Linked DNA regions of Mus musculus: all the other regions are linked to region 3. The links are chromatin loops, found by intact Hi-C in ENCODE. Cell type or tissue: heart. All regions are shown on one strand.

Region 1 (8,000 bases), 320 kb before region 3:
TACTGAAGACCTATGTAAAGGTGTATTTTAAAAGCCATTCTTCTCAGTAAACTCTGGTTTTGAAAGTTACTTTCATTAAAATGCATCATTCAGTGTTTCATTATTTGTGCGTGGTGTCTGCACTCGTGTGGTCCACGTGTGTGCATCTGTGTACACCAGAAGCAACGGAAAGATGTCTGTCCTTTCATTCCATTATTCCCTTAGCTTTTTTTTTTTTTAAGATTTATTTATTTATTATATGGAAATACATTGTAGCTGTCTTCAGACACTCCAGAAGAGGGAGTCAGATCTCGTTACGGATTGTTGTGAGCCACCATGTGGTTGCTGGGATTTGAACTCTGGACCTTTGGAAGAGCAGTCGGGTGCTCTTACCCACTGAGCCATCTCACCAGCCCCAGCTTTTTTTTTTTTTTTTTGAGGGCCTGAGAGATGGCTCAGTGGTTAAGAGCACTGACTGCTCTTCCAGAGGTCCTGAGTTCAATTCCCAGCAACCACATGGTGCCTCACAACCATCTGTAAAGATCCAGTGCCCTCTTTTGGTGTGTCTGACAGCTGCAGTGTACTCATATACATAAAATAAATAAATCTTTTTTTTTTTAAAAAAAAAAAACCCTCTTACTTTTTTTTGAGATTCTAATATATATCATCCCCCCCCCTTTCCTCCCTCCAGTTCCTTCCCATAATCCTCCTTGTTCTCTTTCACATCCATGTCCACGTTTCCATTAATTGTTCCATGTGTGTGTCCTAGCGGTGCTCAGTCTGTAATGCTACTTCTGTGAAGGTTTCAGAGCTCACCGTTGTTATTGGCTAACTAACTGGCCTGGTCTTTCCTGGGAAAGGCTCCCTCTCCCTCTCAGTATTCCTCAGTTGCCTGCAGGTGTGGAGAGTTGAGGCCTGCTGAGGACAGCCTTTCCCTGTCCACGTTAGGGTGTTTACTGTTCTCGTTCAATTCATCTTTAGGCTGCCACATTGGTGAGACTTTATGGGTACAGCTTCAGACATTTCTCGGACACTCTTACAGCATACTCCCTGATTCTCCAGGACTTAACAATATCTCTGCCCCCTCTTCAGAAATATCCCGAGCCTTAGGGGAGGGGTAGGCATATGGGTTGGGATTGGGTCCCACAACTCTGCATTTTAATTGGTTCTGCTTTTCTGTAATGGTTTCCATCTATTGCAAAAAGGAGTTTCCTCATTTTTTTCTTTTAAAGATGTTATTTTCTATGTACACAAATGTTTTCCTGCATGTATGTACAGCACTTTTGTCTGGTGTCCACAGAGGTCACAAAAGTTAGTGGATCCCTTGGGACTGGAGTTACAGACAGTTGTGAGCCACCATGTAGGTGCTGAGTACCAAGTCAGGGTCCTCTTACCATGTAGCCATCTCTCCAGTCTATCCTCCCCTTACTGTCTTGAGACACCATCTCTATCTGAACCTGGAGCTGAGCAGGCAGTCAGAAAGCCCCAGCTATCCTCTCCACAGTACTGGGGCTATATGAACTTGGGTTTTTGCACTGGTAGCAGAAATCTGAACTGGTTCCTGGACTTACACAGTAAGGACTCTTACCTCCAAAGCCAGCCCTCCTGAATTCTGTTACTTCTGTTTGTTTGAAACAGGGTCTATTAGCCCCGTTTGTCCTGAAGTATGCTCATCAGGCTAGCCTTGAACTCATGGATCCAATTGCCTGCCTCCCCACTGGGGTTAAAGGCATGTGCCACCACTCCCAGCTACTGTTACTTTTAAATAAGTTACTAAAAATGCATTTAGTTTTCTCTTCTGCTGAAAGCCAATAGCTATAACCCACATAAAAACTTTGAGTCACCAACCAGCTTCCACGTCTTCTTGTCCTGGTGTTTTCTATTGTTCATCCCTTCCCAGCATACTGCTTTTGTGTGGAGGAGTTGGGGATAGGATTCAAGACAAGGTTTCTCTGTGTAGCCCTGATGGTCCTGAAATTAGATCTGTAGACCAGGCTGGCCTTACACTCGAGATCCTTCTGCTTTTGCCTCGAAAGCACCTGGACCAAGTGTGCACCAACACATTCTTTGAACTCAAGAGATGCCCCAGCCTCTTGGGTGCTGGGATTAAGGTGTGCACCACCACACTGGTATGCTGGTGACTCATACTGCTTTTATGGTTTTCCTTCAGTAAGTCAAACACACTGCTGCTCTTGGGTCCTCTGCCCTGGCCGGAAAACACCTGCATGGCCATTTCTCTTGATTCCTTAAAATCTGTTCTCAAATGACATCTCAGTAAAGTAGCATTGTAAGCATGGTTTTTAAAGTTGTAAACTCTTCAAGCTGGCATAATGTATGCCCTCAAACCTTTGGAAAATGCTCTGGTGAAAAGGGAAGAGGGGTGGGGGGAATGGGGCGCTGAGCAGGATGGGGACGTGATACCACTTGTTTGCCAGTTTATCATTTCTGAAGACACAAAGGGTAATCATCAAGAAAAAGGGGTAAGGGGTAGCGCATAAAGGGAAGGGTAGGAAAGGGATATGGGCAATCTCCGCGCTTCAAGGTTTCTTTGGGACCAGACACACTGTACGCGTGAAGACTATTGAGGTGGGATAATATCATAAAAGTGTGTGTGACGACTTAAGGACTTGCCCTGTGCTTCTGCCCCCATTTCCTATTTATACTCTCACAAAACCTTGATCCACAGAACCCTCTCCTAATAACCTCCCAAAGAACACAGCAATCCATACCAAAGAATAGAGCAAACCCTAAACTTTATATATATATGGTTTTTTAAAAAGGCAAGAAGACATCAACTATCGAAAAGCAGACTCGAAATGCGCATCACTCTCGTGCAGTCTTCTCCCTCGCTTGCCGATGCTGGGATCACTCCTTCTGCACAGTTCACAAGGAGCGGACCCGGACAGTCTCTCCATGACTTGTTCCGAATCCTCCACAGGTACGCAGGTCAGGCGACACAGCCAACACGGAATGGTCGAGATGCAGGAGCAAGGAGGCTCGCAGCCGGCACACGGGGAAGACTGGGCAGCGCTCACCTCAGTTCTCCTCGGGCTTGTCCGCGGGCGGCCCGCTGGGCTGCAGCATTTTCTCCATCAGGTTGAACCGCACGCGGGCTTTGCTCTCGTTCTCGGCAATGGCGAAGTAGTTGAGGAGGTCGAAGTGGCCCATGTAGGAGCAGTAGGAGTCGCGGTGCTGGTTCACCAGCCATTCCCACTTGGTGGTGTCGGCGTGGCCCGTGCCGATGTACTTGGACTGCAGATGCTCCAGCTGGCTGTGGATGGTGTACCGGTCCGTCATCGCGCCGCTCTGCTCGTAGGCTCCGAGGTCAGGACACAGACGAGAAGCTGCCGCTCGCGGCGTTCAAGTGAGAGACGCTGCCGCTGCCGGTGCCGCCGCCGCCACGCAAAACCTCAGTTCGTGCAGGCGCGGGAGAAAGACGCCACCGAGACGCAGGAGTAGACAGTCTTTTCCTAGGCGGAAGCGGAAGTGCCGTCTGTCGCGGGATTGGAGTTGCCTAGGAAACACTGGGCCGTCTCCTCACGGAGCCCGCCTACTTCGAAGAGTGTTGCATGATGGTCCGCTTAGTGGCTCTCGGGTGATCACGTTCTAGTCTGAGCGTTGCATTCTGGAACAAGTAGTCCAAAGAGTTTGTTTTAGGGTTTTGTTTTGTTTGTTTTGTTTTTGCCTGGCTGCTGTAGGACGATGGCAAACGGCCTCTGAGAGTTATCCCACGGCTCTGGGCTACTAAGAAGGGGAAATCCAAGAGGGTTTCAACTACAAGCAACCAGGAAAATTAACTCTTGTACCTAGAAGCTAACGTGGCAGCATGGTTCCCCCGCGGTCCCAGCTTTGTCTCTTAGAATTTGGGCACTGGGAAAAGTATTTTTGGTGATCAGTGTCAGCCCCAGTAGTCTCACTAATGGCTCCCACAACGAGCTCCAGGCTCCCGTTTCTCAACCCATTGAGGGGTTGTTTGCTCTAGGTCACTCAAAAGCTATTCCTTGAAGTCAGATGTGGTTCAAGACTAGATAGATAGATAGATAGATAGATAGATAGATAGATAGATAGATAGATAGATAGATAGATAGATAGATAGATAGATAGAAAGAACACCTCTCTTTCTAGTCACCTGTGTTTTTCTGCTGATTACTGCCTTACGTTGGGGGTTGTGCACTTTCTCACGTTACAAACAACTCAGAAAAGATAATTGTACTTCTTTTATGGTATCCCTTAAGGATACATGTATAGCCTGATGTAGATTGTACTCTCAAAAAACCATTTTAGGAATGGGGTAAGAGCAGTCACAGCCAAAGAGAATGGACAATGACAGACAATTTGAAAATACAGGAGTTTGGGGGTACTTTTGTTTACTTGGTGGGGGGAGGATCTGGCCCTGAGCTCACAGCAATCCTCCTGCCTTTGCCTCCTGAATGCTGGGATTAGAGGTGAGTTCCGCTCCATCCAATATTAATTCTTCTGTTTAAATTTTGTCATAATAAGCATCATGCCAGGTGGTGGTGGCACACACCTTTAATTCCACCACTTGGGAGGCAGAGGCAGGCAGATCTCTGAGTTCAGGGGCAGCCTGGTCTACAGAGCTAGTTTCAGGACAGCCAGGGCTACAAGGAGAAACTCTGTCTCAAAAAAAAATAAAACCAACCAACACCAAGACTTAGACAACATAATACACATCTTATTCCTAAAATATAGAGACTATACGGCAATACCTGTGGATATGCCATCCAGCCATACTATACCTGTCTCTTATTATTTATTTATTGAGACAGGGACTCAAATTCTCTGCACCTGCTTCAGACTTTGAAGTGATCTATCAGAGGCTTAGTCACCTTGTCAGGCTTCATTTTAACCCTTTAATTGTTTACTGTTTCACTGTCGTTTCTTTTGGTTTGCAGGGGTTTTGTTATTGTTTTTTGTTTGTTTGTTTGTTTGTTTGTTTTGTTGGGTTGGGTTTTTGAGACAGAGTCTCTCTGTGTAGCCCTGCCTGGCTGGCCTGGAACTCACTTTGTAGACCGGTCTGGCCTCAAATTCACATAGAGGCCTGACCTCAAAGTCACAGAGATCTTCCTGCCTCTGCCTCCCTAGTGCTGAGGTGAAAGGTGTGTGCCAGCATCACCCTGCTGGTCTGTTGTATTTCTGCTGCTGTCCATTGCGGATTTAAATTCTTCACTCATTTCTTCTCGGCTCCTCTCCTCCCCAAGTTGCTTTCAGTCACAGTGTCCATCGCAGCAATAGGAACTCCGACTGAGACAATTAGATCCCCATGAACACCCTTCTAGTAAAAAATAAGACAAAAAACTAGTGGGACGCCAGTGTTATTAAGTGTGGCTTAAGAATATGAAAACGTTCCTGAAGTCAAAAGAGCCTAGGAAGAAGTCGCACTCATATGCATCCATTGAGAGTCAAGTGTCCCTTGCTAGCTCTGCCATAGCAAGAACCTATGGAGGGGCCTAAACAACAGGAATCTATGTCCTCACAGTGGAGAGAAGGGAAGTTCAACAGCAAGATGTTGGTTATATTCCAAGGCCCCTCTTAGCTTGTACGTGCTATCTTCTCTCTGAGTTTTGACATTCCTTCTATATCTATGTCCTAATGTCCCCTTCCATGACACCAGTCACACTGGATCAGGGCTCACTCATGGGACCTCGTTTTACCTTAGTTATGTTTTTATGGCTGTGATAAGACAGAGCTATTTGGGGCTTACAGTTTCAGAGCATTAGAGTCCTTGGCCATCAATGTAGAGAACATGGTGGCAGGCATTTCTCTAGAGCAACATCTGAGAGCTCACATCTTGAGACACAGGTACATTTTCAGGTCCTGGAGGTCCGGCCTTCCCTATGTTAATTTTAGTGGGGCAGATTTCAACCATTAACACTTATATATGGTGATATGGAATAAGCAAGAGACTTCTATTGTTGATGTTTTGTTGCAATGCTGGCACAAACCCAGAGCTTATTTAGGCAAGTGCTGTACTACTGGGAGTGCCTTAGCCCCACATATTTAAGTTAATTATATTTATGAAGACAATGTAAAAACTTGAAAAGGATTTTTGTTGATAAGTCTTTTTGCAATGCCTATAGAAAATGAACAATATGTGTATATTAGTAAGTGTAAAATGTTTAAACATCAAAACTTTGAATGGAATTCTGATTTTTTTAAAAGCCCCTCAGAAATGATTTGTAAAATGTATTAGGCTTATAAGTATAATAGAATTTTCAGGCAAACTTAAAAGTTTGGAGAAAGAAAGGCAGTTTTGATCTGTAATTTTGATAAGTAGAGCACTAACTTTTATAACCTAAGTAAATTGCTGAGTACTTTCTGTGTGTTCCCAGATGACTTTTAGATTTTGTTTTCCTGCAACAGGGTCTCGCTCTATAGGCTGGCCTGGAATTTGAATTACTCCTGTCCCTGTCTTCTGAATCCTGGGATTACAGCTGAGAGCCACCACCCCAGCCCAAATGACATTTAAGTCATCCCAAAGCCCTCACATTTAACTCTGTCAGCTTTCAGATAGTAGAAAAACTCAGCATAATTTTAATAAACATTATATTAAATTTATAAAATAAATGGGGAAAATTGAACCTATATTGTATTAAATTTTCTCACTAGTATATAAAAATATATTTTCATTTATTCATGTACTTTTAGAAGCTTTAACTGAATCTGTTTGTCTTTCTTTGGTCATCTCTCATCTTCTGCTAGATTTATTTGCGGGGGGAGGGGCTACCCTGTATATGTAGCGGGTTGGTCTGATACTGCTTGTATTCCATTCCTAAATAGTGGTTCCTCAAGGTGTGGTTGCCCCCGATGAGCAGATCCTCACATACTCAGTGATGCCATGCAAACCTTCTCCCCAATTTAACTGGTCAATAAAAGGCTGGAGCCTGTGATTGGACAATGTGGGGAGAAAGGTGAGACTGGAGGTTCGAGTGGGGGAGGGGGTAGCAGGTAGAGAGAAAGGAAGAAGAGAGGGGGGTGGAGGATGAAGAAGCCACCATGAACCAGAACCACATGACCAGGAGAAACAGCAATAAGTTAGTATAAGCCTACATCTACCCAATTTAGGCTTATGGCTTATAAATAAAATAGCTGGATTGTGTGTCTTTTATACGGGATTGTCAGAATAATAAATTCCTACTACTTTTATATTTAAAGATGTTCTGTGAGAATCCCTGGGACCTGCACACAGGTATTGCACTCTTTATTACTTATTACTAATTATGATTGTGGTCTCGAATTGGTGACCTCAATAAGTCTCAGTCTCTCTCTCTCTCTCTCTTTCTTTCTCTCTCTCTCTCCTTTTTCTGAGACAGGGTCTCTATGTCATCCTGGCTTGCCTAGAATTTACTGTGTAAACCAGGCTGGTGAGGAACTGAGAAATTCACACACCTCAGGGTCCGACTGCTGTTATCAAAGACATATGGGACCATAGTCAGCCAGCCAGCCTTTCTCTCTCTCTCTCTCTCTCTCTCTCTCTCTCTCTCTGTCTTTCTTCCTTCCTTTTTTTCTTCCTCTCTTTCCTTCTTTGTTTTTCTTTCTTTCCTTCTTTCTTTTTCTCTTTCTTTTCCTTCCTTCCTTCCTTCCTTCCTTCCTTCCTTCCTTTCTTTCTTTTTTTATGTCTCCCTTTACAGCTACACTATGTCCCCGAGGACAGGTGCATCATACGGTAAATAACCACCCTTTCATTGGTTGACTGTATGGTGTTTCCAACTCTGCAGTGACTATTCTCATACATGGGTATTATTTTATACATGTTTATTTATAGAGACATGTTTATTCACAGGGGCATTAGAACACAATTTAAACAAACAAGTGTTATGAATACCCATGGATCACTCTAACCCAGCAAATCTCAGTGACTTTCAACCGTATCGTGCTGAAGAAATTATACCCAAATTTTGCCGTGGCTTAGAAAACCAAGAGTTTAAATGAAAATTAAGTAAAGACATTTCTTTTAGTGAAAGCTTATTTTAAATTTTTTTTTTTTTACTACACTATTAAAA
Region 2 (8,000 bases), 310 kb before region 3:
ACCAAAGTTGAATCAGGATCAAGTTGACCTTCTAAACAGTCCCATATCCCCTAAAGAAATAGAAGCAGTTATTAATAGTCTCCCAGCCAAAAAAAGCCCAGGACCAGACGGGTTTAGTGCAGAGTTCTATCAGACCTTCAAAGAAGATCTAACTCCAGTTCTGCACAAACTTTTTCACAAGATAGAAGTAGAAGGTATTCTACCCAACTCATTTTATGAAGCCACTATTACTCTGATACCTAAACCACAGAAAGATCCAACAAAGATAGAGAACTTCAGACCAATTTCTCTTATGAACATCGATGCAAAAATTCTTAATAAAATTCTCGCTAACCGAATCCAAGAACACATTAAAGCAATCATCCATCCTGACCAAGTAGGTTTTATTCCAGGGATGCAGGGATGGTTTAATATACGAAAATCCATCAATGTAATCCATTATATAAACAAACTCAAAGACAAAAACCACATGATCATCTCGTTAGATGCAGAAAAAGCATTTGACAAGATCCAACACCCATTCATGATAAAAGTTCTGGAAAGATCAGGAATTCAAGGCCAATACCTAAACATGATAAAAGCAATCTACAGCAAACCAGTAGCCAACATCAAAGTAAATGGAGAGAAGCTGGAAGCAATCCCACTAAAATCAGGGACTAGACAAGGCTGCCCACTTTCTCCCTACCTTTTCAACATAGTACTTGAAGTATTAGCCAGAGCAATTCGACAACAAAAGGAGATCAAGGGGATACAAATTGGAAAAGAGGAAGTCAAAATATCACTTTTTGCAGATGATATGATAGTATATATAAGTGACCCTAAAAATTCCAACAGAGAACTCCTAAACCTGATAAACAGCTTCGGTGAAGTAGCTGGATATAAAATTAACTCAAACAAGTCAATGGCCTTTCTCTACACAAAGAATAAACAGGCTGAGAAAGAAATTAGGGAAACAACACCCTTCTCAATAGCCACAAATAATATAAAATATCTCGGCGTGACTCTAACGAAGGAAGTGAAAGATCTATATGATAAAAACTTCAAGTCCCTGAAGAAAGAAATTAAAGAAGATCTCAGAAGATGGAAAGATCTCCCATGCTCATGGATTGGCAGGACCAACATTGTAAAAATGGCTATCTTGCCAAAAGCAATCTACAGATTCAATGCAATCCCCATTAAAATTCCAACTCAATTCTTCAACGAATTAGAAGGAGCAATTTGCAAATTCATCTGGAATAACAAAAAACCGAGGATAGCAAAAACTCTTCTCAAGGATAAAAGAACCTCTGGTGGAATCACCATGCCTGACCTAAAGCTTTACTACAGAGCAATTGTGATAAAAACTGCATGGTACTGGTATAGAGACAGACAAGTGGACCAATGGAATAGAATTGAAGACCCAGAAATGAACCCACACACCTATGGTCACTTGATCTTCGACAAGGGAGCCAAAACCATCCAGTGGAAGAAAGACAGCATTTTCAACAATTGGTGCTGGCACAACTGGTTGTTATCATGTAGAAGAATGCGAATCGATCCATACTTATCTCCTTGTACTAAGGTCAAATCTAAGTGGATCAAGGAACTTCACATAAAACCAGAGACACTGAAACTTATAGAGGAGAAAGTGGGGAAAAGCCTTGAAGATATGGGCACAGGGGAAAAATTCCTGAACAGAACAGCAATGGCTTGTGCTGTAAGATCGAGAATTGACAAATGGGACCTAATGAAACTCCAAAGTTTCTGCAAGGCAAAAGACACTGTCTATAAGACAAAAAGACCACCAACAGACTGGGAAAGGATCTTTACCTATCCTAAATCAGATAGGGGACTAATATCCAACATATATAAAGAACTCAAGAAGGTGGACCTCAGAAAATCAAATAACCCCCTTAAAAAATGGGGCTCAGAACTGAACAAAGAATTCTCACCTGAGGAATACCGAATGGCAGAGAAGCACCTGAAAAAATGTTCAACATCCTTAATCATCAGGGAAATGCAAATCAAAACAACCCTGAGATTCCACCTCACACCAGTGAGAATGGCTAAGATCAAAAATTCAGGTGACAGCAGATGCTGGCGAGGATGTGGAGAAAGAGGAACACTCCTCCATTGTTGGTGGGATTGCAGGCTTGTACAACCACTCTGGAAATCAGTCTGGCGGTTCCTCAGAAAATTGGACATAGTACTACCGGAGGATCCAGCAATACCTCTCCTGGGCATATATCCAGAAGAAGCCCCAACTGGTAAGAAAGACACATGCTCCACTATGTTCATAGCAGCCTTATTTATAATAGCCAGAAACTGGAAAGAACCCAGATGCCCCTCAACAGAGGAATGGATACAGAAAATGTGGTACATCTACACAATGGAGTACTACTCAGCTATTAAAAAGAATGAATTTATGAAATTCCTAGCCAAATGGATGGACCTGGAGAGCATCATCCTGAGTGAGGTAACACAATCACAAAGGAACTCACACAATATGTACTCACTGATAAGTGGATACTAGCCCAAAACCTAGGATACCCACGATATAAGATACAATTTCCTAAACACATGAAACTCAAGAAAAATGAAGACTGAAGTGTGGACACTATGCCCCTCCTTAGAAGTGGGAACAAAACACCCATGGAAGGAGTTACAGAAACAAAGTATGGAGCTGAGATGAAAGGATGGACCATGTAGAGACTGCCATATCCAGGGATCCACCCCATAATCAGCTTCCAAATGCTGACACCATTGCATACACTAGCAAGATTTTACTGAAAGGACCCAGATGTAGCTGTCTCTTGTGAGACTATGCCGGGGCCTAGCAAACACAGAAGTGGATGCTCACAGTCAGCTAATGGATGGATCACAGGGCTCCCAATGGAGGAGCTAGAGAAAGTACCCAAGGAGCTAAAGGGATCTTCAACCCTATAGGTGGAACAACATTATGAACTAACCAGTACCCCTGAGCTCTTGACTCTAGCTGCATTTGTATCAAAAGATGGCCTAGTCGGCCATCACTGGAAAGAGAGGCCCATTGGACACGCAGACTTTGTGTGCCCCGGTACAGGGGAACGCCAGGGCCAAAGGGGGGGAGTGGGTGGGTAGGGGAGTGGGGGTGGGTGGGTAAGGGGGACTTTTGGTATAGCATTGGAAATGTAAATGAGCTAAATACCTAATAAAAAAAAAAAAGTTCCATAAAAAAAAAAAATAAATAAAATCATCTTATTAGGCCAAAAAAAAAAAAAAAAAAAAAAAAAAGCAAAAAAAAAAAAAAAATAAAAAGACTTTCACTTTGTACAGGTGTTGCAATAATGCTTGACACTAGGGGGCGCCAAAACAACACAAAGTGGGCGCACAGACTGGTGATCCAACCAGTTACCCAACCAGAAGAGGCCAGAAAAGTGCTAGTGACTGGGGTGCTACAGGTCAGACTTTGGTTAGCTGAGTGTTTAAAGGCAACGAGCTGAGACTCATAGCTAACGAAGAAGGAATGATTTCCGTATCATCGTACAACTATTACACCGGAGTTTTGAAGTTTTATATTTAGTTAGACAGCGCGGTATTATGGGATTTCAGTGACAATGGGGTTATGGAGTCTCTTTCTTCATGAGTTTTGGTTTCGGTGTGTGAGAGTGTGTGTGTGTGTGTGTGTGTGTGTGTGTGTGTGTGTCTGCATGGCTTGGTGGTGGAATGAGATTCGACCACGAGTACTTTAAGCAGAGGGATAAACAGGAGCCACATGAAGGGGGGCGGGGCGCATTGAGGGGAGCGGATTAGGAGAAACGTTCTGGAAGGTGCCACTTTACACATCTTACAGGTAAAAGCAGGCCAACAATGACAGGAATTCTGGAAGAGCATTCCAGACACGCTCTGGAGTCAGAGGACTCTCAAAGAGGCTCTGAAAAAGCTGGAGCAGGTTGACCGCTTGCCCCTGGAGGAGGTCAGAGCCAGCAACAGAGGCCATTTCAGGCTAAAGGATGTAAAGGTGCAATCAGCCCCTTTTCTCCTAAACCTGGCTTTTCCTTGAGCGCCCACTACCAGCACACACACGTTTAACACACGTGTACCCATTTGTCTCCCTGATTAGAATACAAGGTCCAGGAAGACAGGGAATTTTGTGCTTGCTTCAGAACTTCCTGGTCTTAGCCCTTACAATTTTTCTAAGCACTAAACATTCTTTATAATTTGTTTACTGGAGCTTTAGGTCAGAAAGGAATTTGGAGGTGGAATGGACTGCCCTACGTGGCCATGGCTCAACCACACTGGACGCTTCCCTGCCCAGTCTTGGACATTCTTCTTTAGCTTACAGAAGTCTCTAGCAAAGCAATTTCAAGTCTCTCCACTTCTGGATCAACATCTGCCTCAGGGGTGGGAAGGGGTAGGGTGGACAGCCTCAACCAAGAGCCACAAGTTAACTGCTTAGTAAGTTGAGAAAGTGATTCATTGTTAGGTATGTAAAAATATCTCAGGCAGAACCCCACCTTTGGGGTCTTCTAGCATTGTAATTCCTTTGTTTTTTGTTTTGTTCTTTTTATTTAAAAAAAAAATTGTTTTGAGACAAGGTCTCATGTAGCCCAGGCTATGTAAATGTACCAGCTTGCCCTGTTTACGGTGTGCTGAGGATCAACCGCAGGGGATTGTACAGTGCTGGGCAAGCGCTCTACTGCACGGGCTACATCCTCGCTCTGTCCAGTCCTTTCTTCTCTGCTTTTGTGTGGCTTCCTTAGCCAAGGCGATCCTTGCGTTTTGCTTTGATCGTTTTGCTGGGAATGTTCAGAAGGGCGGGAGCCTGCGCTTTTGCCTCGGCTTTACCCACACTCTGCCTTGAGAACAAGGTGAGCATTGGCCATGTTCCGGATGTCTCACCCACCGCTGCAGTACCCGACCCCAACTAACTGCACCCTTTCTAAAAAACTGCCACACCCTGCTCTCTCGTCCACCAGCTGTCGCTTCAAACACGTTCAGCCCGTTTTAAAACACGAGTCCCAAACCCAAAGTGCCCAAAGCCCTTTTACAAGCCTGGCTCCTCTCTCCGAAGGATGCTTCGTTGATTCACATAGCTGAGCAGGTACTGTACCCTGGGAAGTTCAGTGAGATAGGCTGTTGATCTTGTGAGCTCAGAAAGACAGACAGAGAAAAGACATCCTTTATTAGTGGCAAAGAACCTCATGGTCAGAGACTGTACTTGGTAACCAGGACCTGCTCCAGGGCGTCGTCTATGTCCTAAAATGGGCCCTGTGACTCCATGCAGGGTTGGTGCACATACCCTGTCCTGAGTGTTCCACATATAAGGGAAGACGCATGAGCAGATACGAAGACGGTGGATGAAATCACACTGCCAGCTCCACGCATTCACGCCAGGTTTGGGGATACTCCGTTCATGTTTGAAACAGTTAAACATAAAGCAGGTTCTAACAAATGTCGTGGGTTTCAACTCTCAGAGGAGGCTAATGGACTTAGAATTTCAGGCTTAGGACAATGCTGTGAACAAGGATGTGTGGGACATTCTAATATTTAAGAGAAATGAACTCAATAAATTCCTAAGTTAAATTTGGACTCGTAAGAGCCTTGGATGAGATGTTCTGGAAGGCCTTGCTTGTTAGAATTCTGTGCTTGCTTGGTCAACCATTTATAACGCTAAAAATAAATTAAATATATTAAACCCTTTAATGCAGTTTAACATATTTAAGGGTGGTTGCCGAAGATAAAAATCAATGTAAGAAATTAATAGTGCTTCTATATTTCAGGAATGAGAATATGAAACAGGCCACACATAAATGCTGAATCTGTGAGAAAGGCTCACTAAGAGACAGAAAACGCAATTTTTATGAGCAATGAAAGAACAATTGTGTACCAATGAATAAATAAATAAATAAATTCAAAGATGAGATTGAACTTGTCATTCAGTCCACACTCAAAAGTCAAGTCCAGGCTGAGATGAGACTGACCACAGGACCACAGTATACATCATAATGATGAGATCGTTCATTCAGGAGAATGTCTCACACACACACACACACACACACACACACACGGCTGAAGGATTTCTGTAAAAGGAGAAGGATGGCTGTCTGTCTCAGCGTTTCCATTGCTGTGAAGAGACACCATGCCCGTGGCAACACTTAACTGGGGCAAGTTTACAGATTCGGAGGTTCTGTCCATTATCATCATGGCCAAAGCACGGCAGTTGGAGATGGAGCTGAGAGTTCTACATCGTGTTCCAAAGGGATCCAAGAGAAGACTGACTTCCAGGCAGCTAGTCCCGGGGCCAAGCATATTCAAAGCACCACAGTAACTTTAATTGTTAAATTTAATGTTGTGTAAGCAGAAACCTGTGGTTTATCAACAGATTACACATTGTGTGAATTTTCACATCGCAGAACCAAGGGATGGAGTCCAGTGCGGCATTTTCATTCATTGCCCTTTTTTGTTTTGCTTTCTTTTTTCCAGACAGGGTTTCTCTGTGTAGTCCTGGCTGTCCTGGAACTCACTTTGTAGACTAGGCTGTCCTCGAACTCAGAAATCCACCTGTCTCTGCCTCCCAAGTGCTGAGATTAAAGGCATGGTGGCCACCACGCCCCGCTTCCTTTCTCAGCCCCTCTCCTACTGCTTCCTCTCATCTGGCCGCACCAAACCTGCTGTTCGCCTTCCTCCTCTAAAAGCCCTCGTTTGTGCTTTCATATCACATGGGTTCCATTGCCCACCCCCATCATCTTTCCCCATTGGCCTCCCATAAGACCTCTTTCTTTTCTTTTCTCTATGAGACCTTTCTAAACTTATGGCTCCACGCACGCACGCACGCACGCACGCACGCACGCACGCACGCACACATGCACACTTCACCAACTTGTTGCGTTTGTCAGCTCCACTAGCCCACACTCACCATAGTGATCTCTCCTTTCAGCCACTTTTCTGTAAATGCTGTAGTTTCGCTTTCCTTTCCAGGAAAATGAAGTTTCATCGTGCATTTCTGCCACGTTTTCTCTACCGTCTCATCTGCTGATGGGTATCTGGGCTGCTTCCACTTCTTAGCGGCTGTGAACAGTATAGCAATAAAGATAAGCGTGCAAATGTCTCCACAGTGAGGTATAGAGACGTTAGGGTGTGTGCCTGGGAGGTGGGTCTCTGTTTAGTTGGTTGGGAACCTTCGCATTGACTCTCAGCGCCTGTACCGCCAGAGGTGTCTAAGGACTGCCTTCTCTCCACACCCTCACCAGCATTCGCAGTGGCTTGTTTCCGTAATGAGCATTTTGACTCGTGCGAGCCTTCTCACAACAGCTATCCCACAAGAGCTTTAATTTGCATTTCCCTGATGGCCAAGGATGTGATTATTAGCTGTTTGTGTTTCTTTCTTTGAGAACTATTATTTTCTTCATTAGCCCATTTAGTGATTAGATGGTTTGATTTTATTTTTTGTTTTGGTTTGGCGTTTAATTTTTCTGCAGTTCCTTATATAGACAGTAATCTCTTGTTGGATGCATAGCTGGCAGAATTTTCTCTATTCTACGCTGAACTTTCACTCTGATAAGCTTTTCCTTCACCATGCATAAACTTTTAATATTGTGTAACGCCATTTGTCAATTCTTGGGATTATTTCCCCTATTATTGAAATCTCTTTTAGAAAATCCTTATCTAATCCTTTGTCTTGACATATTATTCCTGTTTTTTGCCTTTAACTAATTTTTGTGCAGCATTGGATACATCAGTCTAGTTTTATTCTTTTACATAGTTTTTGAACTGCTGTTGAGCAGGCTGTCTTTGTCCTATGTATGTGCATTTGTATGCAAATATATTACGATGTATTTGTTTTGTATATATTTGTTGTGTGGTTTTTATATATTGACAAAAAATAGGTAATTGTAGCTGTATCCGCTTATTTCTGGGTCCTCCTTTCTATTCTGATGGTCCATATGTCAGGGCCATGCTGTTCTTTGTTACTATCGCTCCGTAATATAATTTTAGAGCAAGTCTAGTGATATTTCCAGCATTTTCCAGAGTAGATTAGC
Region 3 (8,000 bases):
CTGGACGTGTCAGGGGAAGGTTGGACGATTCCTGTGTGACACGATCATCTCTTTCAGCCGAAGTGCATTTGTGGTTAGGTGAGGAGCTCTGAAAATATTCCCAGACTCCTCTGAAGTACTTCATAAAGTTACTGAGCCAGATTCAGACAGATAGCTATTTTCAAATATATGTTCTACTTCCTCCTCCTCCTCCTCCTCCTCCTCCTCCTCCTCCTCCTTCTTCTTCTTCTCTCCTTCTCTCCTTCTCCTCCCCCTCCTTTTTCTTTTACAAAACACTTTACTTATGTGCCTTGGTGTTTTGTCTGTCTGTATGTCTGTGTATGTAGAGTGTTGGATTTTCTTGAACTTGAACTGGAGTTACAGTTACAGAGGAGTTGTGAGCCATCATGTGGGGACTGGGAATTGAACCTGCATCCTCGGGAAGAGCAGCAAGTGCTCTTAACCACTGAGCCATCTCTCCAACGTCTATCTTCTACTTTCTGTTTTTTTTTTTTTAAGATTTATGTATGTGAGTACACTGTAACTGTACAGATGGTTGTGAGCCACCATGTGGTTGTTGGGATTTGAACTCAGGTCCTTCGGAAGAGCAGTCAGTGCTCTTAACCACTGAGCCATCTCTCCAGTCCTACCTTCTACTTTCTAACCAACATTTTATAGGGTAATGCCTTGTGGACATCTTTTGTAATAGTTCTTTTCATCCTCAGTTTTTTCCCCTTATTTTTAAGAACATTTTTTTGAGAACAGGTCTTCTTCTGTAGAGCAGGCTAGCCCTGGATTTACAGAGACACACCTGCTTCTGCCTTCCAAGGGCTGATATTACAAGAATGTGTGACTGTGCCCAACTCCAGGCTCAGTTTAGAATGTGAGGCCACACCATGGGAATTCTGCTTCCTGTTTTATTTTTTATATAATAGACAGTGTTACAATTAAATTACTTGATGTTCATACCTTTATCGCTATAGGTGAAGCTCCTTAATGTGGAATTAAAAGGTCAGAAACCTAGTTAGTTTCTGCTGCTTACCTTTCACAGTGTTGGGAGTACAGTGCAGGCTGCCAGGGAGAAAAAACACCAGCTGTGAACCCTATTTTCAGAGTTATATTAGATATCTTCTAGTTAGGTTCATGTCTAAAATGTTGTATAGAAGTCATTATATTTTCATCCTTTCTTACATTACACAGCACCAGCACAGGATGCTTTAAAAGTTTTATTTAAATGTTAAAAAATAAGACTGGAAATCTATTGCAGTGCCTTTAAATATTAAAGGGTAGAACTTGGCATTTAACGTATTAAAATTTATTTATTGAGTGGAATTGGCGTTTCCTTCCTAGATTGCTATTCAAAAAAGCAGGCTGTCAGATAGTCAAGAAAAAGCCCTGAACTTGAAAAAGGATTTGGCTGAGATGCAGGAGTGGATGGCACAGGCTGAAGAGGACTACCTGGAGAGGGACTTCGAGTACAAATCTCCAGAAGAACTCGAGAGTGCGGTGGAGGAAATGAAGGTAAGGCCTTCCTCCCGACTGCCCTCTTCACACTAGTTAGTCTGTTGGTCTTTCACCTATCACACTGCACAGAACCCTATGGACAAGTCTGCTCTCAGTAGGAGTGAGTGATGAGCAGCTGTGGTAATCTTAGTTGGGAAAGAGGCTGATGCCAGTCCACTGGTTCAAGTCCACCCCAGAGTAGATCGATTCTGGGAAGTCCCTGTGGATAGTCATGGAGGTTTCTGTCTCGAAGAAGGGTTGTGAGGAGAAACTCATTTTTCTTTTATTATTGCAATAAACACATATAATATAAATTTTTTTTTTACCCTTTTAGCAGTTTCTTGGTGTATATTTTATGGTGTTAATTCTAGTCATGGTACCGTGTGACTTCTATCACTGTTTCCAGGAAGTGTAAGTTTTGGTAAGGAGCAAAGGAGACTTGGAGGTTATTCTAGTTCTAATGGGTTTCATTCTAGTCATTCGTGGGGGCCCAGGGAACCCCAGAATGTCTTTGGAGCAGGAGGCAAAGGCTACATTCAAGTCAGTATTGGGAGTACATGGGAACCCCAGAACATCCCAGGAGCAGGAGGTAGGAGATATAGAGTCAGTAATGAGGGCACATAGGAACCCCACAATGTCCTTGAGCAGAAATCTTGGCGTATACAGAGAAGATAAGGTGAAGATAAGTTGGAGTTACAAGCTGTGGTTCCAGAAACATCTATTCCTGTGTCAGTAGTTGTCCTTGTATAAGGAAAGAACTGGGCCTCAGACCCACATTTGCCTCCACTATCCTTCTAGCATGAGGGCGTGATTCTGTCTTTAAGAGTCATCCTTCTTGTCAGGTGGTGGTGGTGGTGGGGATACAGCTTTAACCCCAGTACTTCAGAGGCAGGGGCAGAGGGGCAGAGGGGCAGAGGGGCAGAGGGGCAGAGGGGCAGAGGGGCAGAGGGGCAGAGGGGCAGAGGTAGGTGGATCTCTGTGTTTGAGGCTAGTCAGTCTACAGAGCAAGTTTCAGAGCAGCCAGGGCTACACGGAGAAATCCTGTCCTTAAAAAAAAAATTAAAAAAAAAAAGTACACTTCTCTTTGTAAAAGATCAAGTAACATGGTATATTGTTAACTAGTAGTTATACTACCAATTAAGTTGGTTAACTCAACTAGTAGTATAACTAAGGCAAACTTTTCTGTGCAGGTAGTTTTTAAAAAGATTCTATGTGACATTCATGCATGCTATCTTGAGTCAGTAGATATGAAAAGAGACTTATTTAATCTGTGTCGGGGATCAATATATATATAATTTTCTTTTTTCTAAAATTTTTTTTATTAGGTATTTTCCTCATTTACATTTCCAATGCTATCCCAAAAGTCCCCCATACCCTCCTCCCTCACTCCCCTACCCACCCACTCCCACCTCCCGGCCCTGGCGGTCCCCTGCACTGAGGTACATAAAGTTTGCACGACCAATGGGCCTCTCTTTCCACTGATGGCCGGCTAGGCCATCTTCTGCTATATATGCAGCTAGAGACACTAGCTTCGGGGGTACTGGTCATGTAGCTCTTTTTGAAAAGTTTTAAAACTATTTTTAGTACTGAAAATATTTAAAAGTAGATTACTATGTAAAGAATGGCTAACTCATTTATCACTCACACTTTTGGAGCTGCAGTTTGCTGCTGATTTTAAAAGTCATTGTAGTTGACAGTGAAGAAAAATGAGATTACAATCCCTGATTGGGCAACACTCTATTTATTTTTATTCTTTAAAACAGCCATTAGGAATTTAAAAGCCACTACACTTAATTACTTTTTCCCTCACCCTGGGAGAGCTGAAATCCATTAAGCAATAAAGCAAGCTAAAGGGGGGAGTGAAAGACGGCTGCAGGTAGGTTTTCCTGCATGTGAGACTGAGCACCTTGGGCACCGAGAGAAAGCCAGGAAGCAGCTATTTCTGGATCAGGTTGTCCAGAGGAGCTTCTTCATCTTCATTATTGGAAGGATGGATGGACCCATGGTCAAGGAGGAAAATGTTTTTACAAGGATTTGTGGGCCATTTTAATAGATGCCTCTGCCACAGTGTCCTGCCATTTTGGGGGGTGTTTATTTATTTCAATTTAATGTGTTCAGACCTCCAGTGGTCATTTAAAATGAGTTCATTTAGATTCCTACCCTGAGTCCAGAATTTAAAAATATATCTTGCCAGTAGACACTATTTAGGATAACTTGCCTCTAAACTCTGGTGGTATTAAAAAGAAACTGTTGTGGGCTCGGGGAATTGGAAACTAGAAGAGTAAGTGAGATTTTATTTTTAGCATTCTTCTTTCAAAAAACTCAGGTTACAGAATTTTTTAAATAGTGTTCTACTGAGGCATATAGAATCATTTAGTTGTTTTGATATTGGATTAATCATTATTATTATTTTTTAAAGAAAGATATTAGTCACAGAGAGCCATGTTTCAAATTGCTCCTTTCTTGGGACAGAGGGCAAAAGAGGAGGTGCTGCAGAAGGAGGTGAGGGTGAAAATTCTGAAGGACAGCATCAAGCTGGTGGCTGCCAAGGTGCCCTCTGGTGGCCAGGAGTTGACGTCGGAATTCAACGAGGTGCTGGAGAGCTACCAGCTTCTGTGCAATAGAATTCGAGGGAAGTGCCACACACTGGAGGTAAGAGCTTGTTTGCCCCAGGGCTACCATCCTGAGATCCCAGCTCTGCTGTGTGGATTTCCCTGTCTTATTTAAAAAAAAGAAGAAGAAGAAGAAAGAAAGCGCCATTACTTTGTCAAACATTGGATTATAAAAGTAATTTTTATGGACCAAGTAGATAAAAAAATAGAGAGATTTTTGTTTGTTTTGTGTTAAAAGGAGACCAAGATCTGCCTGCATTTCTCAGGAGGTTCAATGGTGATAATTGATCCCCGCAGGTTTGTGTGCTCACTAGTGTTCTCAGGTTACCATAAGAATCCAGACAGCTCTCTTTTACCTGGCTGACTGTTATTTTATTTTTATTTTGAGTCGTGTCTAATATTTACTGGAGGGGAAAAAGAATTTCAGTATGTAGAGATTTCATTGCATTTTTAGGTGGAGAATCTCACTGCCTATCAGACTGAAGACCTAGATTATTCTGTGGGATTATTTTAATAAAGTGCTTTCTCATCTTCATGGTTAAAAAAAAACTGGTCAAAAGTCTTAAGAAGCGTTTTGAGTTATTCAAATTTAAATGAAACACACCCTACAATAAGCAATTACATTCTGGTGAGTTCTGATAATGCCGAGGGAAGATTTAAACTGAGTTTACTCATTGTACTTCTTGTAAGATCTGAGCAGATTTTTCGGCCTGCTTCTTGTAAGATTAATGGGAGAAGGGGACTAGAAATCTCTTTCTTCTTTTGCTCTGAACCAAGAGTCAACAAATTATGGTAGAGGCCTCAGGTATAAATTGTGTAGTTTGAGCTAGGCAATGGTGTTCTATGCCTTTAATCCCAGCACCCTGAAGGGAGAAGCATCTCTGAGCCCAAGGCCAGCCTGGCCTACACCTGAGGTCTGGAACAGCCAGGGCCACATAGAGAAACCCTGCCCTGAAAAAAAAAGTTGGTTTTTTTTGGGGGGGGGGTAGGTTTGGTTAAGAGTGGTATTTCTAAAGGATTGAACATGGTGTAAACACCTATACACCAAAGATGAAGCTGTGACAAACTATGGATGTCACCCCTAAAGTCTGAAATACCTTCTCTGTGCCTCTCGAGAAATACCGGCTGAGCCCTGTTCTGGCGAGCAGAGCTGATGTGGGGAATGGATGGGACTGTGCCCTACCTTGGTAGAGAAGACAGATGCAGGGGATTTTGTGCAGAGCTCTAATCTTAGCAGTCAGATAAGATCCTCTCTTGTTCTGGAGCAAGGGGATAGAAGGCTCTAAATGCATGCCTTCCTCGGCTTCTCTCCTACTTCGGAACTCTGAGTAGGGAGAACACAGGACTACCTGGCTCCTGTTTTGGTAAAATGGGCCCATCCTCTTATGTGTCTATCTTTACTCACTTGGAAAGAAGTCCAGATGGCTACAGAGACATCTGCTCCCATCAGTCATCTAGGAACTGGAATTGGATATGTCCTAGGAGATTTAAGTTTCTATAAAAAAATATCCTGAATGGTTTTTACCTTTTGCTCTTTCTGGGGGTGTTGCTGTTGTTGTTGTTGTTGGTGGTGTTGTTGTTGTTGTTGTTGTTGTTGTTGTTGGTGTTGGTGTTGGTGTTGTTGGTGTTGTTGTTGTTGTTGTTGGTGTTGGTAGTGGTGGTGGTGGTGGTGTTGTTGGTGTTGGTGTTGTTGTTGTTGTTGGTGGTGGTGGTGTTGGTGTTGTTGTTGTTGTTGTTGTTGTTGGTGGTGGTGGTGTTGGTAGTGGTGGTGGTGTTGGTGGTGGTGGTGGTGGTGTTGGTGGTGTTGGTAGTGGTGGTGGTGGTGGTGGTGGTGTTGTTGTTGGTGTTGGTGTTGGTGTTGGTGTTGGTGTTGGTGTTGGTGTTGGTGGTGTTGGTGGTGGTGGTGGTGGTGGTACTGGGGATTGGACTTAGGGCCTTTGTCAGGCAAGTACAGGTTGTAGCCACTGAGCTAAATCTCCGGCTCTAACATTTTCTTTAAAACAAACAAACAAACAAACAAACAAACAGAAAATGTATTTCTCTGCTGTTTTTTTCCCCTATTAATTATTCAGGTTTGTTTTTTTTTTTAACATTTAGCCAGGTCCTTGGAACTCATTTTACTGAAAACCGAGGCAGCTTCTTTTCCATTTTTCCTTCTCCTTCCATCTTAATTGCTCCTATTTTATTGAAGATTTAGTTTTGCCTCATTTATTTGATATTCTAGCTTCGCTGGTTTCTGGATTCCTGTATATTACTCACTGAAATGGAGTTCTTATTGATCGAAGGGATGACGTATGGTTATGGCTTCTCTTCCGTGTTAATTTTCCCTTCACATTTGTTAGGAGGTCTGGTCTTGCTGGGTGGAGCTGCTTCACTATCTGGACCTGGAGACCACGTGGTTGAACACCTTGGAGGAGCGCGTGAGGAGCACGGAGGCCCTGCCTGAGAGGGCAGAAGCTGTTCATGAAGCTCTGGAGGTTGGCACCTGATGTCTGAGCCACAGTTATTTTCACTGTGAATGGGAAAGATGTCTGTCTGTCTGTCTGTCTGTCTGTCTGTCTGTCTATCCATCCATCCGTGCATACAATAGGATGTGTGTTGAGGTCAGAGCACAATTTGTAAAAGTTATTTTCCCCCTTGCAACATAGATCCCAGGGATCAAATCCAGGTCGTTAGGGTTTGTGGCAAGCTCCTTTTGACCCACTGAGCCATCTCACCGGCCCCTGGGAACTCTTTATAATCAGTTTTGTAAGGCAGGAGCTACATGAGTGCATGTTAGACACAGCGATAGTCACTAGTAGGGTCCAGTTCTTTTCACCATTCTCTGAACAAACCCTGTTTTGTTTCTTTGCACTTATGACTATGGCATGAACCATGCTTCAGGTGGCTTCTTCATCATTCTCAGATGTAAAAAGTTAAAGCAGGCTGCTATGTGCATTCGTGAAGGCAGGGGCTCCCACAGTGGGGCTGGATGACAAGGCTGGGCTTCAGGCTCCTGGGGCCAAGAAATATCCCGAAGGCTTCCTCGTTCTGTAGTTTCGAGCCCAGGAGTACACACGATACTGTGGTAATTACTTCAGAAACGAATTACAGTGTAACCAAAGAGGTTTCACTTGTACAGGAGTAGTAGGGAAATTTGGGGATCCGATGAACAGCAGAATGGGAAGTCAGAGAGCTATTCCCAGGGGGTGGGGGTGAATGGGGCTCCATTCCTGAAGATGGATGCCGTGCAGGGAGAGAATTGTCACTTCTCAAACACAGCAGAGTAGAGGATGCATAGACAGCATGGAAACCACTACATGCCCATTGAACAAACAGCAAGCATGCTTTTCTCATAGGGCATAAATATACATTCTAGAAATCCAGACAATGGAGAAAAGGAAAAGAAGGCTCCATGATAAACACTTTAATACATTCTGTGTTCTCTTCTCTTCTCTCTTCTCTCTCCCTCACTCCCTTTCTTTCTTTCAGGTTTATTTATATATATATGAGTACACTGTTGCTTTCTTCAGACACACCAGAAGAAAGCATCAGATCCCACTACAGGTGGTTGTGAGCCGCCATGTGGTTGCTGGGATTTGAACTCAGGACCTTTGGAAGAGCAGTCAGTGCTCTTACCCGCTGAGCCATCTCTCCAGCCCCCTGTATTTTTTCTTTATTATCAGCATTCCTTTTGTGCATGTATACTGCAGGGCAGTAAATGCAGTCAAAGGGCTCCTAGTCCTAAGAGCTTCGGAAAGAGTTTGGAGCCTTAGGATTTTTGTTTGTTTGTTTGTGTTTTGTTTTTGTTTTTTTTTAATTGACTCTCTTTTGTCAAATTGAACTTTATGGCTTTCAGATTTCCCATCTGTAGAATGGGAGTAGTATTTCATGCATAAGGTTAGTTGGACTTGTGTCTATAAAACT

What was found. A loop is a pair of places that touch in the nucleus more often than their neighbours do. Peaks named below come from ENCODE experiments on the same cell type or tissue, not always from the same donor. Only the 100,000 strongest peaks of a DNase experiment are listed, where the experiment ranks them.
Region 1: a loop joins it to region 3, with 2.9 times the contacts of the local background. A loop is called at or near these places in 27 of 42 quality-filtered maps.
Region 2: it touches region 3 in a loop (7-fold over the local background); 29 of 42 quality-filtered maps call a loop at or near these places.

What each region holds. Positions count from the first base shown.
Region 1 is chr10:13,003,899-13,011,898 of GRCm38, reverse strand. It overlaps Sf3b5 (splicing factor 3b, subunit 5), which reads right to left and starts at 3,449. Exons shown (of 1, transcript NM_175102.4): 1 at 2,716-3,449. The coding sequence starts at 3,276. The coding sequence ends at 3,016. In heart, no CTCF peak of the experiment used is centred here; a DNase peak (open chromatin) is centred at 3,498; H3K4me3 peaks cover 2,165 bases; H3K27ac peaks cover 1,366 bases.
Region 2 is chr10:12,992,633-13,000,632 of GRCm38, reverse strand. No RefSeq gene overlaps it. Among named protein-coding and RNA genes, the nearest start is that of Sf3b5, 12 kb to the left of the region's middle. In heart, a CTCF peak has its summit at 3,321 (motif pointing right); a DNase peak (open chromatin) is centred at 3,352; H3K27ac peaks cover 269 bases.
Region 3 is chr10:12,686,864-12,694,863 of GRCm38, reverse strand. Utrn (utrophin) reads left to right here. Exons shown (of 74, transcript NM_011682.4): 25 at 1,330-1,500; 26 at 3,955-4,134; 27 at 6,437-6,571. Among named protein-coding and RNA genes, the nearest start is that of Utrn, 170 kb to the left of the region's middle. In heart, a CTCF peak has its summit at 4,041 (motif pointing left); a DNase peak (open chromatin) is centred at 4,053; H3K27ac peaks cover 745 bases.